2 separate regions of the Homo sapiens genome follow, and region 2 is linked to region 1. Evidence: read pairs that join two places in POLR2A ChIA-PET (ENCODE). Cell type or tissue: B cell. All regions are shown on one strand.

The links. Peaks named below come from ENCODE experiments on the same cell type or tissue, not always from the same donor. Only the 100,000 strongest peaks of a DNase experiment are listed, where the experiment ranks them.
Region 2: POLR2A ChIA-PET joins it to region 1 with 7 read pairs; 4 of 35 experiments call an interaction of 5 or more read pairs at or near these places.

The regions. Positions count from the first base shown.
Region 1 is chr1:51,859,870-51,867,869 of GRCh38, reverse strand. The region is part of intron 1 of NRDC (nardilysin convertase); the gene reads left to right. It also overlaps the pseudogene TSEN15P2. Among named protein-coding and RNA genes, the nearest start is that of NRDC, 15 kb to the left of the region's middle. In B cell, no CTCF peak of the experiment used is centred here; a DNase peak (open chromatin) is centred at 4,299; H3K27ac peaks cover 652 bases.
Region 2 is chr1:51,241,432-51,249,431 of GRCh38, reverse strand. All of the region lies in intron 1 of RNF11 (ring finger protein 11), which reads right to left. Among named protein-coding and RNA genes, the nearest start is that of RNF11, 9.2 kb to the right of the region's middle. In B cell, no CTCF peak of the experiment used is centred here; no DNase peak of the experiment used is centred here.

The sequences.
Region 1 (8,000 bases):
TATTCAGTTTCTCTGGTAACTGTAGCAAAACTTGTTGAGTTATCTGTACTTGCAGTTTGTAATTCATCTGTTTCCATTATTCTGTAAGCTCACTCAGAGTAGACTTCTGCCACTATTGTTACACTGAAATAGCTAGTTCAAGGTCACCAATATCTTTACATTAGTCAATTCTCAAGTTATCTTACTCAACCTATCAGCATCATACTGCATAGTTCACCATTCTTCTTGAAATGCTTTGATCAGTTGACTTTCAGGTCACCACTGTTCATAGTTCTCTTCCTGCTTATTCACAGATCTCTTCTTATTTCCCTGACTTCTAAATTTTGGATTATCTAGGGCTCAATTTTCAGACTTCTCATCTACCCTTACTCTGTATGTTGTCCGGTCTCATGACTTTAAATATCAGCCTGTATAAAATAAATTTTGTTTTCCTACCTCCATGTTTTTTCTTACTCTTTTTTTTTATAGCACTTATTGTCATTTGACATAAATTTACTTGTGCATTGTCTTTCTCTTGCACTGGAATGTTTCATCACAAGGGCAAGGAATTAGTTTTGTTTACTGCTTATATCGCCAGTGCCTAGAATAGTGCCTGTTTTAAAGTCTTGCTTCCATTTCTGTCTTCTTCCTTTTCTCCTTTGGCTTGTTACATAAGGATATACTTTTCAGTCTTTTTTTTTGGTTACTTTATTTCTTGCTTTTTGTCTGGATCAAAACATAATGTTTAGGCTGGGCACAGTGGCTCATGATGCCTGTAATCCCAGTGCTTTGGTAGGCTGAGGCAGGAGTATTGCAGGAGCCCAGGAGTTTGAGGTTACAGTAAGCTATGATCGCATCATTGTGCTGCAGCCTGAGCGACAGACTGAGACTCTGTCTTTGAATATATATGGCATATATGTATATATAAAACATACATATATATAGAAACAAAACCTTACAGATAACAGCTGAAGCCCTCTTTATATTGCCTCTTCCCATTACCTTCTCTGCCTTCTTTTTTCAGTGTTAACCACTATCTAAATTTCATGTATATACCGTACTAGTTCTATCTATAGTTGTATACTTTTTATTAAACATACTTTTTAAACAGTATATATCATTGTTTTTGCATGTTTTAAAGCATTATAGAAATAGAAAGGTATCACATTAGATGTCTCATAATCTTTTTTTTTTTTTGGTTTAACATTGCTTTTGAGATTTATCCATGTCAATAAGTGTAATTCTAGTTATTTGTGTTAACCAATGTTTAATATTTTGTTGATGAATACATCGTTATTATCTATTTTCCTATTGTCATTTGGTTACAGTTTTCTGTTATATTTTGTTTTATGACTATGCCACAATTTAGCTTTTTTCTTTTTGTTTTTCATTTAAGTTGTTTCTAGCATTTCAGAGGACTGTATATGGTTCCTTGTGCACACGTTTGAGAATTTATCTAGGGCACATACCTATGAGTGAAATGATACCTATAAGTGAAATGACTGGGCATACTCATTTTTAACCTCACTAGATATTGCCATTAGTACTCTTCTAATGGGTTGTGCTTTTTTACATTGACACCAATAGAACATGAGAGTTCCTGCTTCTTTACGTTCTTACATTTTTAGCAGTTATTGATACTGTTAGTTTTTTTCTTTTCTTTTTTTTAAAGATAAGGTCTCACTCTGTTATCCAGGCTGGAGTGCAGTGGTGAAATCATAGCTTACTGTAACCTAGAAGTCCTGGGCTCAAGGGGCCCTCCTGCCTCAGCCTCTGGAGTGGCTGGGACTGCCACCACGCCCAGCTAATTTTAAGAAATTTTTCTTTTTTTTTTTGAGATGGAGTCTTGCTCTGTCGCCCAGGCTGTGCAGTGGCAAAATCTTGGCTCACTGCAACCTCTGCCTCCTGGGTTCTAGTAATTCTTCTGCCTCAGCCTCCTGAGTAGCTGAAACTACAGGTGCCTGCCACCATGCCCAGCTAATTTTTTTTTTTTTTGTATATTTAGTAGAGATGGGGTCTCACCATGTTGGCCAGGATGGTCTCGTTCTCCTGACCTCCTGATCCGCCCTCTTGGCCTCCCAAAGTGCTGGGAATACAGGCGTGAGCTATCATGCTTGGTCGATATTGTTAGGTTTTAAAAAAAATTACTATCTGTGGAAAATTGTATTTCTCACTTTTTTTTAAAGGTTAGTCAAGTGAAGCAGTGGGAGTGGAGAAGGCATCATTTAGTTGTGAATACCACTGAATTCAGATCAGCCTATATTTTTCTTTCTTAAAAAATCTTTTTAGGCTGGGCGCAGTGGCACATGCCTGTAATTCCAGCACTTTGGGAAGCCAAGGTGGGCGAATCACCTGAGGTCAGGAGTGCAAGACCAGCCTGGCCAACATGGTGAAACCCCATCTCTACAAAAATAGTAAATTAGCCAGGCATGATCATGGGTGCCTGTAATCCTGGCTACTCGGGAGGCTGAGGTGGGAGTATCGCTTGAACCCGGGGAGGCGGAGGTTGCATGAGCCATGATCACGCCATTGCACTCTAACCTGGGTGACAGAGCGAGACTCCGTCTCAAAAAAAAAAAACAAAACGAAAAACTTAAAAAATTTGTATTTCCCCTTATTACTAATAAGATCAGACATTATTTCATAGTTTGTAGACATCAGGATTTCTCCTTTTATAAATTGCCTGCTTTTCTATTGGGTTGTTTTTTCTTTTTATAAATTTGACTTGTAAAAATTCATTTTATTTTGAATGCTAATTTTTTGTCGATTATATGAGTTGCAAATGTATTCTCTAAGTCCATAGCTTATGTTTGCTCCTTGTTTATAAAGTCAAACATTGAATCAGTTATTGATCTTTTATGGTTTGCACTTTTTGTATCTTATTCTAAAAATTTTATTATAGTTTTTTACATTAAGAAATCTAATTTTTTTTTTTTTTTTTAAGACCAGGTCTCACTCCATCACCCAGGGTGGGGTGCAGTGGCATGATCTCAGCTCACTGCAACCTCTGCCTCCCGGGTTCAAGCGACTCCCACCTCAGCCTCCTGAGTAGCTGGAACTACAGGCATGCACCACCACGCCTGGCTAATTTTTGTATTTTTAGCAGAGACAGGGTTTTACCATGTTGGCCAGGCTGGTCTCGAAGTCCTGGCCTCAAGTGATCTGCCCTCCTTGTCCTCCCAAAGTTCTGGGATTATAGGTGTGAGCCACCATGCCTGGCAAAAATCTAATTTTATTACTATTTAAAAAAAAATATGGATAACCAGTTGTCCAGTCATACTTTTAAAAAAGTATAAATCCCAGAGATCACCAAATATTTTCTGTAAAAGTTCTAGCTAATAAATACTTTGGGCTTTGTCAGTCAGGAGGTGAAATTGAGGATATTAAGTAAGTACTTGTATATCAAAAAAGAAAACAAATTTCTGCAAATTTTTGGTGAAAATTTTTATGAAGTTCAAAATATAGTATGTTTTTTGGTAATACAGTTCTACTAGTAAGAATGATGGAATTGTTTTTATTGGGATAACATTTTGCTTTATTGGGATCAAAATTAAGTGTTCATCAGTCAGTTCATCTGTTAAATCTGATTTGTAATGAGATTTTACATACCTTATCTTTGAAAATGTCTTTCCACATAGCTAGGTACCGCCAATATATTAATATTGAAATACTAATAGCAGTCTATGAGTACAGATGGTCCCTAATTTATGTTGGTTCAACTTAGGGTTTTTCCACTTTCCATGGTGCAAAAAAGTGATATGCATTCAGTAGAAACCGATCTTTGAGTACCCATATGATCTTTCTGTTTTTCACTTCAGTGTTGTATCAGTAAATTACATGAGATATTCAACACTTCATTATAAAATAGACTTTGTGTTGGATGATTTTCCCCAACTGTAGGCTATGTAAGCATTCTGAGCATGTTTGAGGTAGGCTAGGTTAAGCTATTGATGTTCAGTAGGTTAGGTTAAATGCATTTTCAATTTACAATATTTTCAACTTAAGATGGGTTTTTCAGGACCTAACCCTGTTGTAAGTCGAGGAGCATCTGTATATGACTTTAATTGAGCATATTCTTTGCTTGGAAAACATTTATATAATTATATTAGATTCTTCTCATATTTTTTCCTTTTAACATTATTATAGATTAAATAGATCAAACACTATAGATCAGTCACTTCCAATTAAATTAGGTGGGATCTCCTCAATTGCACAGTTAATGGACTTTGAAATATGGAAGTTTCTTTGTGGTTGCAACAAGGTCTGGAAGGCACTTCTGAAACTATAGTTTGTGGGGGAATGGAGGTATTACTTCTTGTTTTAACTTTTTATAGCACAGGAAGTATATGACGTAGCTTGCCATTACTTGTGATTCAAACATCATTCTTGATTGAAATGACTTAAATGCTGTTTTGTCTTGTAATTTTAGGTTGAGTTCATTAAAGAAACATTATTAAATCTGCACCAAAAGCTAATTTTTTTTTTTCTTGAGACAGAGTCGTGCTCTGTCACCCAGGCTGGAGTACAGCAGTGCAATCTTGGCCCACTGCAGCCTCTGCCTCCCGGGTTCAAGTGATCCTTCTGCTTCAGTCTCCCAAGTAGTTGGGACTACAGACGTACGCCACCATGCCCAGCTAATTTTTGTATTTTTAGCAGAGACAAGGTTTTGCTGTGTTGTCTAGGCTGGTCTTGAACACCTGATCTCAAGTGATCCGCCTGCCTTGGCCTCCCAAAGTGCTGGGATTACAGGTGTGAGCCACCATGCCTGGCCTCATTTTGAACTTCTCTGAAGAAATTCTACAGTGATGTGATACTTTGTTTTAAATTTTCTACTTTTTCTGGTTATTGCTTGTTTTTTTTTTTTTTTTTTTTTTTTTCCTCCACACAGAGTCTCACTCTGTCATCCAGGCTAGTGTGCAGTGGCCTGATTTCAGCTCGCTGCAAACTCTGCCTCCCAGGTTCAAGCGATTCTCCTGCCTCAGCCTCCCGAGTAGCTGGGATTATAGGCACGTGCCACCACACCTGGCTAATTTTTGTATATTTAGTAGAGACAGGGTTTTGTTGTCCAGCTGGTCTCAAACTCCTGGCCTCATGTGATCTGCTTGCCTTGGCCTCCCGAAGTGCTGGGATTACAGGCATGAGCCACTGCTCCTGGCCTTTTTTTTAAGACAGGGCCTCCTCAGTCTGTTCCCTAGGCTGGAGTGCAGTGTCATGATCATGGCTCACTGCAGCCTTAACCTCCTGGCTCAGGTGATCCTCCCACCTCAGCCTCCTGAGTAGCTGGCACCACAAGTGTGTGTTACCACCTCGGGCTAATTTTAAAAATTATTTGCAGAGATGAGGTCTCCTTTTGTTGCCCAAGCTGATCTTGAACTCCTGGGCTCAAGCAATCCTCCCACCTCAGCCTCCCAAAATTCTGGGATTACAAGCATGAGCCACCACACTCAGCCTCTTTTTTTTTTTCTTTTTTAGAGAGATGATCTCACTGTGTCACCCAGGCTGTACTGCAGTGGTGCCATCATAGCTCACTGCAGCATCGAACTTCTAGGCTCAAGTGATCCTCCTGCCTGTGCCGCCCAAAGTGTTGGAATTACAGGCATGAGCCACTGCTTCTAGATGGATGTCTTTTATTGGCGGGGGGGAAAGCCCTATATACGTATATATGTATTTTTTACTAATTCTAAAACTGCTAACCCAAGCAGGACAAAATTTAATTGAATACCAAGAAAATAACCATGCCAGATTTTCATGCTAAATCAGCTAATACTAACATTGTTTAGATACGCAATTTGAATGAACTCCATGGTCCAAAGTCAAATTACCTATGATAACTCATTCTAATAAACAGTTCTATGCATCTAAATTGGAGAGACAAAATTGGCATTTAGGAGGATATTAAGTCCAATGTTATCCATGGACTCATGGAGAGCTTTGACCCACCTGGCCCTTCCTGAGTCGTCGAAGTTTCCATTACTAAAAGCTCTGCAGTCAGTGACTCATCATAGATGAGACTAAGTAATCCCAATTGCATATAAATGTGTGCGTGTGTGTGGCGAATGTTCTAAATGCGAAAATGGTTTATGACCAATGTTTGGTTTGTCAAACCCATAATCAATCCTGAGAAGATAATAAAAACTTCAGGTATATTTCTGCCCTGGTGGGCCATTTAAACATTTATAGAGGTATTTTCTTCACTTGTCATTTTCAGTGTATGTTTTCTGGTGGTACAGAATCTTTCTCATGTAGCCAGGCACAGTGGCTCACCACTTGTAATCCTAGCACTTTGGGAAGCCAAGGGGGGCGGATTGCCTGGGCTCAGGAGTTCAGGACCAGCCTGGGCAACATGGTGAAACCACGTCTCTACTAAAATAAAAAAAAATAATAATAATAATAAAAAGCCAGGCCTCATGGCATGCACCTGTAGTCCCAGCTACTTGGGAAGCTGAGGCACAAGAATTGCTTGAACCTGGGAGGCAGAGGTTGCAGTGAGCCAAGATTGTGCCACTGCACTCCAGCCTGGGCAACAGAGCAAGACTTTGTCTCAAAAAAAAAAAAAAGAAGAAGAAGAGATTTGATTATCTCTGTGGCAGAGTGAGACCCTGTCTCAAAAAAAAAAAAAAAAAAAGTAATACCACTTGGGCAGCCGGGTGCAGTGGCTCACGCCTGTAATCCTCATACTTTGGAAGGCCAAGGTGGGTGGATCACCTGAGGTCAGGAGTTTGAGACCAGCCTGGCCAACGTGGTGAAACCCCATCTCTGCTAAAAATACAAAAATTAACTGGGCATGGTGATGCCCGCCTATAATCCCAGCTACTCGGGAGGCTGAGGCAGGAGAATCACTTCACCATGGGAGGCGGAGGTTGCAGTGAGCCAAGCTCATGCCACTGTATTCCAGCTTGGGTGACAGATCGAGACTCTGTCTCAAAAAAAAAAAAAAAAGAAGTAATACCACTTGGAACATCTTTGTGCATATAATTTTTCATACTCTGGACAACTTAATTGGGAAATATTAACAAAAGTAAAATAGGTCTAATTAATAAAGATGTTTTTAAGGCTGATAGTGTCCCACACTATCTCTCTTGTAATATTCTAGCTACTATATTATAAAGGTGGTGGTAAGAAGAGAAAGGAAGGTTCTTGTAGGTAGCACTTCTCTGTTCCTTATTATTCTAGACACGTAAGTTTATACTGTGAATAAACATATTTTCGGTTTTGATTTAAAGTCACCCCCAGAAAAGTAATAGTAATTGCAACAGGAAGACCAATTGGAAGAAAGCTTTTACTTTCTACTGGGGATGAAAAAGTAGATAGAAGTAAACTCTCCCGGTGACCAAGGTGTATGAAATGCCATTTTAAGCTAGCTGTAGTGGCCAGAAGGCACTGGGAGAGTCGAGTAAGAGAAAGAGGTGGCAGTCTCTATAATGAGCTAGCTGCAGCAGCAATGAACACAGAGGCAGCTATGAGTGTGAATGATAGACATAAGTCTGTATACAACTGTAGTTAAACTGTCTCCAGATAAGAAAGTTCTAGAGCAACTATCCTATATTTTTGAAGAAAAAACAATTCTATCTGGGGAAGTTTTATTCTTCAGAAAGAAAAACTTACGGAATGGGAAAATCAACCCTATCTAAATCAACCCTGACTAGTCAACCCAAGTCAACTCTGAGTATCTCTGAGGTGAAAGATGAAGCATGCTGATGGGTGTCAAATCCAATCTTGTATGAATAAAATAAGCATCGGGGAAGCATAGATGTCATCTTCTAAGGCAAACATTCTGAGGATCTGGCAGCATAAATCCATCAGTTAATTTATAATATAATTGGACACCACTATGGCCAAAGTAAAAGACACGGCCAAATCTGGATCACCTTACAATTTTCAAGATGCTTTCAAGATCCCCCTTGTCCTGTTATGGCTGAGGGAAGCAGTGATGGGAGTAGGCACCATAGTCTGTAACCCCTCCCCTTCTGTCTCGGTACAGACAAAGCAGATAAGCTGGGGCTCTGGTAATCTTACACAGT
Region 2 (8,000 bases), 620 kb after region 1:
TTTTGCAAGTGCACTAGCCTACGTAATTAAGAAACCTGCTGGGTGCAGTGGCTCACACCTGTAATCCCAGAGCTTTGGGAGGCTGAGGCAGGAAGATCACTTGAGCCCAATGCTATCCTGGGTAACACAGCGAGAGCCCTATCTCAATCAATCGACCAATCAATCAGTCAATCAAAAGAAACTCAAGATATTCTGTTAAAGATACACTAGTTTCTGTATAATACATTTTAATTAAAATTTACACACACATACTTTTACTGTACAAAATTACACAACTCAATGACCTCTAAATTCATGTCCACCATCTAACAATTAGTCCGACCCGACTGACTCCAAAATCCTTGAACACCAAAATCCTCAGATGCCCAAGTCCCTTATATAAAATGGCATATTTGCACATAACCTGTACACCCTCCCATATACTTTAAATCATCGCTAGATTACTTATAATACCTAATACAATGTTATGTAATAGTTACACTATATATTTTTTTAATTTGTATTAGCTCTTGTATTATTTTTTATTGTTTTCTTTCCCAAATATTTTCTGTGATTGGATGGATCAGAGGATGTGGAACCTGTGAATACAGAAGGCTATCTTTTTGACTCCAAGCTCCACCACTCAATTTAATCAGGGCAGCTCTGTTGTTTTTATTCATTTTTTATACTCAAGTTCCAAGTAAGATTATCCAAAGGATACAGAAGCTAAAAAGTACATTTGTGATTCACTGCCCTATCACAAACTGATCACACAACTTCAAAACTATATACAAAACCATTTAATAATTGATTATGTACTATTTCATGCTGACCTCATAATTGCTTCATGTCTTATCCCTTAACTGTAGGCTCCTAGGGGTAAGAGACTCATCATTTCTCCTTTCCCCGTTGAGCTTAAAACATACTTGCTAACTGATAGAAGAAACTAGAGGCCGGGCGCCGTGGCTGACGCCAGTAATCCCAGCACTTTGTGAGGCCGAGGCGAGCGGATCACCTGAGGTCGGGAGTTCGACACCAGCCTGACATGGAGAAACCCTGCCTCTACTAAAAATACAAAATTAGCCAGGCATGGTGGCGCCGCCTATAATCCCAGCTACCCGGGAGGCTGAGGCAGGAGAATCGCTTCAACCCAGGAGGCAGAGGTTGCAATGAGCCAAGATCGTGCCACTGCACTCCAGCCAGGGTGACAGAGCAAGACTCCATCTCAAAGCCAAAAAAAAAAAAAAGAAAAAGAAAATACAGTATAGCACTGTAAATGTATTTTCTCGTGACACTGCACTCCAACCTGAGCAACAAGAGCGAAGCTCCATCTCAAAAAAAAAAAAAAAAAAAAAAGAAGAAACTAGGTATCAAGCATGGTATTTCTTACCCTTAAGGCCTCGCTACTCAATTATGGTAAACTGCTTCTTTTTCTTCCACAAAAATAAGGTTTAAACTGTTATACAAAATTACATGTAACTTTAACTAACTGGGTCAATTATAAAGTCTCACTCTTCTTAAAGCCATTCAACTTTATGAGTGTTCAGAAAATTTTAAGAGTTTTAGAAGCAAATATATTTGGAGGGTTGCTTTCTTCATTCCCACACTTTCAGATCCTTTAGTTACCTTACAGTATGCTTTCTAGATTAAGTAACAAGATAATTACTCATTTGGCCCCTGGGAGTACACTCTAGGCTGGCAATTTAATTAAAAGATAGGGACACACGCATTCATTGTCAAAATAAGGAACTCATCTAAGAGTTCAAAAGGCCAATTTGAATATAAAAATCAATAGGTCAAGCAAATTCTCCAAGAGGATAAAATACATTTACTTCTCCCTTATCACTTTACTTTTCAACTTTGGCCAGGCCTAGCAGCTCATGCCTGTTATTCCAGCACTTCACTTTAGGAGGGTGAGGCAGGAGGATGGCTTGGGGCCAGGAGTTCAAGACCAGCCTGGCCAACATAATGAGACACTGTCTTTACAAAAAAAAAAAACAAAAAAACAAAAAACCACATACTTCCATTTAACCTGAGGAACCTAATTGAAAACCAAAAAACCCAGACACTTTGACTGGATGTGGTGGCATGAGCCTGTGGTCCCAGCTACTTGGGAGGCTGAACCAGGAGGTTGGCTTGAGCTCAAGAGTTTGCGGCTGTAGTGTGCTATGATCATACCTGTGAATAGCCACTGCACTCCAGCCTAGGCAACAAGGTGAAACCCCGTCTCTAAAAAAAAAAATAACTACACACTGTGGCTATCTAAGCCAGCTCTTCCTCAATCTTTCACTCACATTTCCACTGACTTCTCTCACCACCTCACTCTCACTTTCATTTAGATCACAGCTGAAAAAAGCCTGAACTCTGAGCATGTTAAAAATACCATAAATATTTGTTAATTCAATATTAAAAGTTACTGGTAAGGAATCAACTGTTTACAGCCTATTATTTTTTCCTTTTTTTTTTTTTTTTTAAGAGATAAGGTCTCACTCTGCTGCCTAGGCTGGAATGCAGTGGCTCAATTATAACTCACTGCAGCCTCGAACTCCTGGGCTCAGGTAACCCTCCTGCCTCAGCTTCCTGATTAACTGGGACCACAGGCACAAGCCCAGCTCCAATTTTTCAGTGTATAGTTCAGTGGTATTACATAAAGTTATGTAGCCATTAAACTATCCATCTCCATAACTTTTCATCTTATAAAACAGAAAACTCTACCCACTAAACAATAACTCTCCACTTACAGCCTAAATATTTTCTTGTAGAAATGGGAGTCTCACTGTGTTGCCTAGACTGGTCTCAAACTCCTGGATGCAAGCAATCCTCCCGCCTCAGCCTACCAAAGCGCTGAGATTACAGGTGTGAGCCACCACACCTGGCCTTCCCCATGCCCCCATTCACTCTGTTGCCCAGGCTGGAGTGCAATGGTGCCATCACAGCTCATTATACCTTCCAACTCCTGAGCTCAAGCATTCCTTCTGCCTCAGCCTATAGCTGGGACTACAGGCATGTGCCAACACACCTGACTAATTTTTTATTTTTTTGTAGAGACGAGATCTCGCTATTTTGCCCAGGCTGGTTTCGAACTCCTGGGCTCAAGCAATCCTTCCCACTTGGCCTTCCAAAGTGCTGGTGTACAGGTATGAGCCACTGCACACAGCCTGTCGTCTTCTTTTTTGTTGTTGTTGTTGAGATGGAGTTTCACTCTTGTTGCCCAGGCTAGAGTGCAACAGCGCAACCTAGCCTCAACACAACCTCCACCTCCTGGGTTCAAGAGATTCTCCTGCCTCAGCCTCCCAAGTAGCTGGGATTACAGGCATGTGCCACCACACCCGGCTATTTTTGCATTTTTAGTAGAGACGGGGTTTCTCTATGTTGGTCAGGCTGGTCTCAAACTCCTAACCTCAGGTGACCCGCCCACCTCAGCCTCCCAAAGTACTGAGATTACAGGTGTGAGCCACTGTGCCTGGCCACCTGTCTTCTTTCTTGACTGTGTCTCAGCCAAGGTAAATTCTGCACATGAAGAGGGAAGTGATAAGAGGTTGATTGCAGATACAATCAGAATTAGAGATGTGTTGTATTTCTTTTCTTGCCTCAAGTCGTTTGCAAATATGTCTTTTATGTATTACCTTCCTTACTTCAGGTACAGAGTTAGGGATGTATTTCTGTCCTGTACTCATATGGGTTATTAAAAATAGGCTGTTGGTGTCCAGCCCAGTAGCTCACGCCTGTAATCTCAGCACTTTGGTAGGCCTAGGTGGGTGGATCACGAGGTCAGGAGTTAAGACCAGTCTGGCCAACATGGTGAAACCCCATCTCTACTAAAAATACAAAAAATTAGCCAGGTGTGGTGGTGCTTGCCTCTAATCCCAGCTACTCAGGAGGCTGAGGCATGAGAATCGCTTGAACCCAGGTGGCAGAAGTTGCAGTGGGCTGAGACTGCACCACTGCACTCCAGCCTGGGCGATGGAGTAAGACTCCATCTCCAAAAAAAAAGGCTGTTGGGTGGGCATGGTGGCTCACACTTGTAATCTCAGCACTTTGGGAGGCCGAGGTGGGTGGACTGCTTGAGTTCAGGAGTTTGAGACCAGCCTGGGCAATATAGTGAGACCCCGTCTCTACTAAAAATACAAAAAATAGCTGGGTGTGGTGGTATGCACCTGTGGTCCCAGCTATTCAGGAGACTGAGATGGGAGGACTGCTTGACCCGTCTCTACAAAAAATAAAAATTAGCCAGGCAAAGTGGTGCACGCCTATAGTCCCAGCTACTCAGGAGGCTGAGGTGGGAGGATGGCTTGGGCCCGTGAGGTTGAGGCTTCAGTGAGCCGTGACCATGCCACTACATTCAGCCTAGGCAACAGAGTAAGATTATGTCTCAAAGAAAGAAAAAGAATCCCAATCTACATAAGTATTTCTATTAAAACTTTTAAAGATCAAAATTCTGCAACAAAGGTTTCTACTATTACCTAAAAAATATTTTAAGAAAATCAAGTGCTCAGATCTTATGTACCAAGTAACTCACCATCCCATCTCCATCTTCTCAAGTTACCCTATAATTAGCTCTAGAATTAAACTCTGAACAGACTATCTTACTCTTAGTGATGCATACAATCTTAATGCCAAAAAATCAGCCTTTATTAAAGCACATTCAGAATGAGAGGTCAGGCAGAAACAAAGAAAAATCCTGCAACAATGGGGTCACACAAATAACAAATAACTGGTTACTTATTTATAAAAGTCACCTAGGCAAGCTGAACTTCATGGAACACAAAACCAAATTCAGGCTGGGCGCGGTGGCTCACGCTTGTAATCCCAGCACTTTGGGAGGCCGAGGCAGGAGGATCACAAGGTCAGGAGATCAAGACCACGGTGAAACCCCGTCCCTACTAAAAATACAAAAAATTAGCCAGGTGTGGTGGCGGGCACCTGTAGTCCCAGCTACTCGGGACAGGCTGAGGCAGGAGAATGGCGTGAACCCGGGAGGCGGAGCTTGCAGTGAGCTGAGATCGCGCCACTGCACTCCAGCCTGGGTGACACAGCGAGACTTCGTCTCAAACAAACAAACAAAAAAAAAAACAAATTCAAAAAATATATAATGAAATTAACTTTCCCAAAGCTCAACGTACTTTATAAATTAGAAGTGATAGGCCAAACACTAAAGCACAGGATTCTGGGAATGCTTAATAGACACTAACAACCATACAATTGCACACTCTTACAGCAAAATGCTGATCATTACATTCACTAAAGTATAAGTGCGTGCTTTGTGAAAATTGTAGTTCTAGCAATGTGAAAATGAACCAGACTTGAATTCTAAAAGAGCAGATGTGACACTGTCACAAATAATTAAAATTAAAAGGGTAAAGTGTCTTAAGAATGGTGCATGAATAAAGGAGTTCAGATTAAGAAAAGTGTATGTAGGAGAAATCAGAATTCGTGGATTCTTGGCATTTGAACTGGGCCCTGGATATTAGAAATGAGACTGGGAAGGATTAAGGAAGAACATTCTGGGCAATGGATACAGAATGGGCAAAGACAGGAAAGCAGAAGACATACATGGAATACAGCAAACTGCTCAGTATGACTGGAGTATACAGGTTGTATAAAAGAAAGCACAAGGCTATGAAGAGCTGAAAAAGTATATGTAGAGCCAAATCATGACTTTGAATGCTAAGTCAGATATCTTCAGTGGTTAGTCCTAATAAAGAATCATTAAGGGCCGGGCGTGGTGGCTCACGCCTGTAATCCCAGCTCTTACGGAGGCCAAGGTGAGTGGATTACCTGAGGTTAGGAGTTGCACACCAGCCTGAGCAATATGGTGAAACCCCATTTCTATTAAAAATACAAAAATTAGCTGGGTGTGGTGGCGCATGCCTGTAATCCCAGCTACTCGGGAGGCTGAGGCAGGAGAATTGCTCGGACCCGGGAGGCGGAGGCTGCAGTGAGCTGAGGTGGCACCACTGCACTCCAGCCTGGGCAACAGAGTGAAGACTCTGTTTCAAAAAATAATAATAATAATAATAACAATCATTAAGGATTATGAGGCAAGTGATCTGATCCGGGATGAAATTTATCTGGCAACATGGTATAAAATGAATGAGGAGGAGACATCAATTATGTTGCTGTAAGAACTGATGAGGACAATTATGATGGTGACCTTACAAGGTAAGAAGTCACAGTTCTAATTTAGTCTATCATCAAATATTCACTGGGTGTCTACAATATGGAAGGTAACATTCTACTCCACTAAGATATCTTACAAGTTTAATGTATCATTCTCATTCTTGAGGAAACTGATGTGGAGAAACAACTGTTAAAGCAACAAAAGCTAATAAGGCAATATATGATTTCCAGATAAATGTTACAAACACAAAAAAACTGTACATGACAAATCAGCAGAGACAGGAAAAAAATGGTCAGTGAAGGCTTTATTAACAAAGGTGGAGTTAGTTGATCTGCCCCTCAATAAGAAGGCTGAACTTCTTGAGCATAAAGAAGGGGAGGGATAAAACTTCAAAAAGGTAAATTGTTAAAAGCTGAATAATTGTATAATAAGGCCTAGATACGTGAAATAAATTTGGAGATATTTTCCACCCAAATGTTAAACAAAATGCTAATAAAAAAACACAACCCTTTAATTATCTAAATTTAACTTCGTAAGTTATCAGGAAAATGAGGCATTAATATACCATTACAGGCAGGGCACAGTGACTCACATCCGTAATCCCAACACTGGGAGACATGGTGGGAGGATCACTTGAGCCCAGGAGTTCGAAACTAGCCTGGGCAAAGTGAGACTCCATCTCTAAAAAAAACAAGCCCATCCCCCACAAAACATTATAGCATTGCATGCTTAAAAATAAGCAGTACATTCTAGATTTTTTATAAGGAAGGGGGTTATTTTTAGTGCATTCTACAGGATAAACCAATCCTTTTAACAACAAAAGAGGGTTTTTGGTTTTGTTTGTTTTTTGTTTTTGTTTGGTATTTTAATAGAGATGGGGGTCTCACTTTGTTGCCCAGGCTGGTCTCGAATTCCTGGGGTCAAGTGATCCTCCTGCCTCTGCCACCTAAGTGCTGGGATGACAGGTGTGAGCCACTGTGCCCAGCCAAAAAAAAAAAAAAAAAAAGGTATCTTGAAGAAAGCTTTATGCAGACACAATTTGAAATATCCAAAATGTTACATTTTCTTATTTGTCAAAAAAGCTCCCCAAAACAATCTGATAAATTCTTTCCTTTTTCATATTTTACATGTAAGCGGCAGAGCCAGAATTTGAACACAGGACAATCTGACTCTAAAAGCAGAGCTATACTTGCATTCAATGCTATACAAACTTATTTTCTCAGGATTTTAAAATTTCAAATGTATCAATCAAAAAGTATAGGTCGGGGAAGAAGACTGGCGAATCTCAAACTATATAACTACTGCAAAATTGAGAGACACCTATCCTTATTTTTATATATTCAGATTAGAAAATGTAACATGGTTTGTTGTTCAATGAATATTACACTCTTTTAACAAAGTGCCTCCCTCAATTTAGCACATAACAAAGCTCTTGACAGTGACACAGGGGTACCTCAAGCTGTTTTACATATGCCTTTCAGGGCTGGGCTGCCTACCTGGCCTCCCCCTCTCATGGACCTCCCTTCTTCAGCCTTTCCTGGCTTATCCTCCCACTCACTGTCCTTCCAAGATTGCCTTCGCTGGGCAGATTTCCTCTGTATTATTTTTAAACATTTAGGAATAAGGGAGTTGGGTAGAGGGTGCGACAAATTTGTTTCTACTTTCTAATTTGACAAACACCCTAAATCTCTTTGCATCCAATACTTCAAGAATAGGGATTCAAGTACTTTCTTTTTCTCCCCCAAGTACTTTCCCATTACATAAATATCTTGCGGTGATATATATACACGGTAAAAACCCCTAAATCACTTAACACTTAGTGTAAACCAATTGCTGTATTTAATATTACTGGAATTTGACTTTTTAGGATTCCTTAAAACTGATCTACAACAGCTAGACA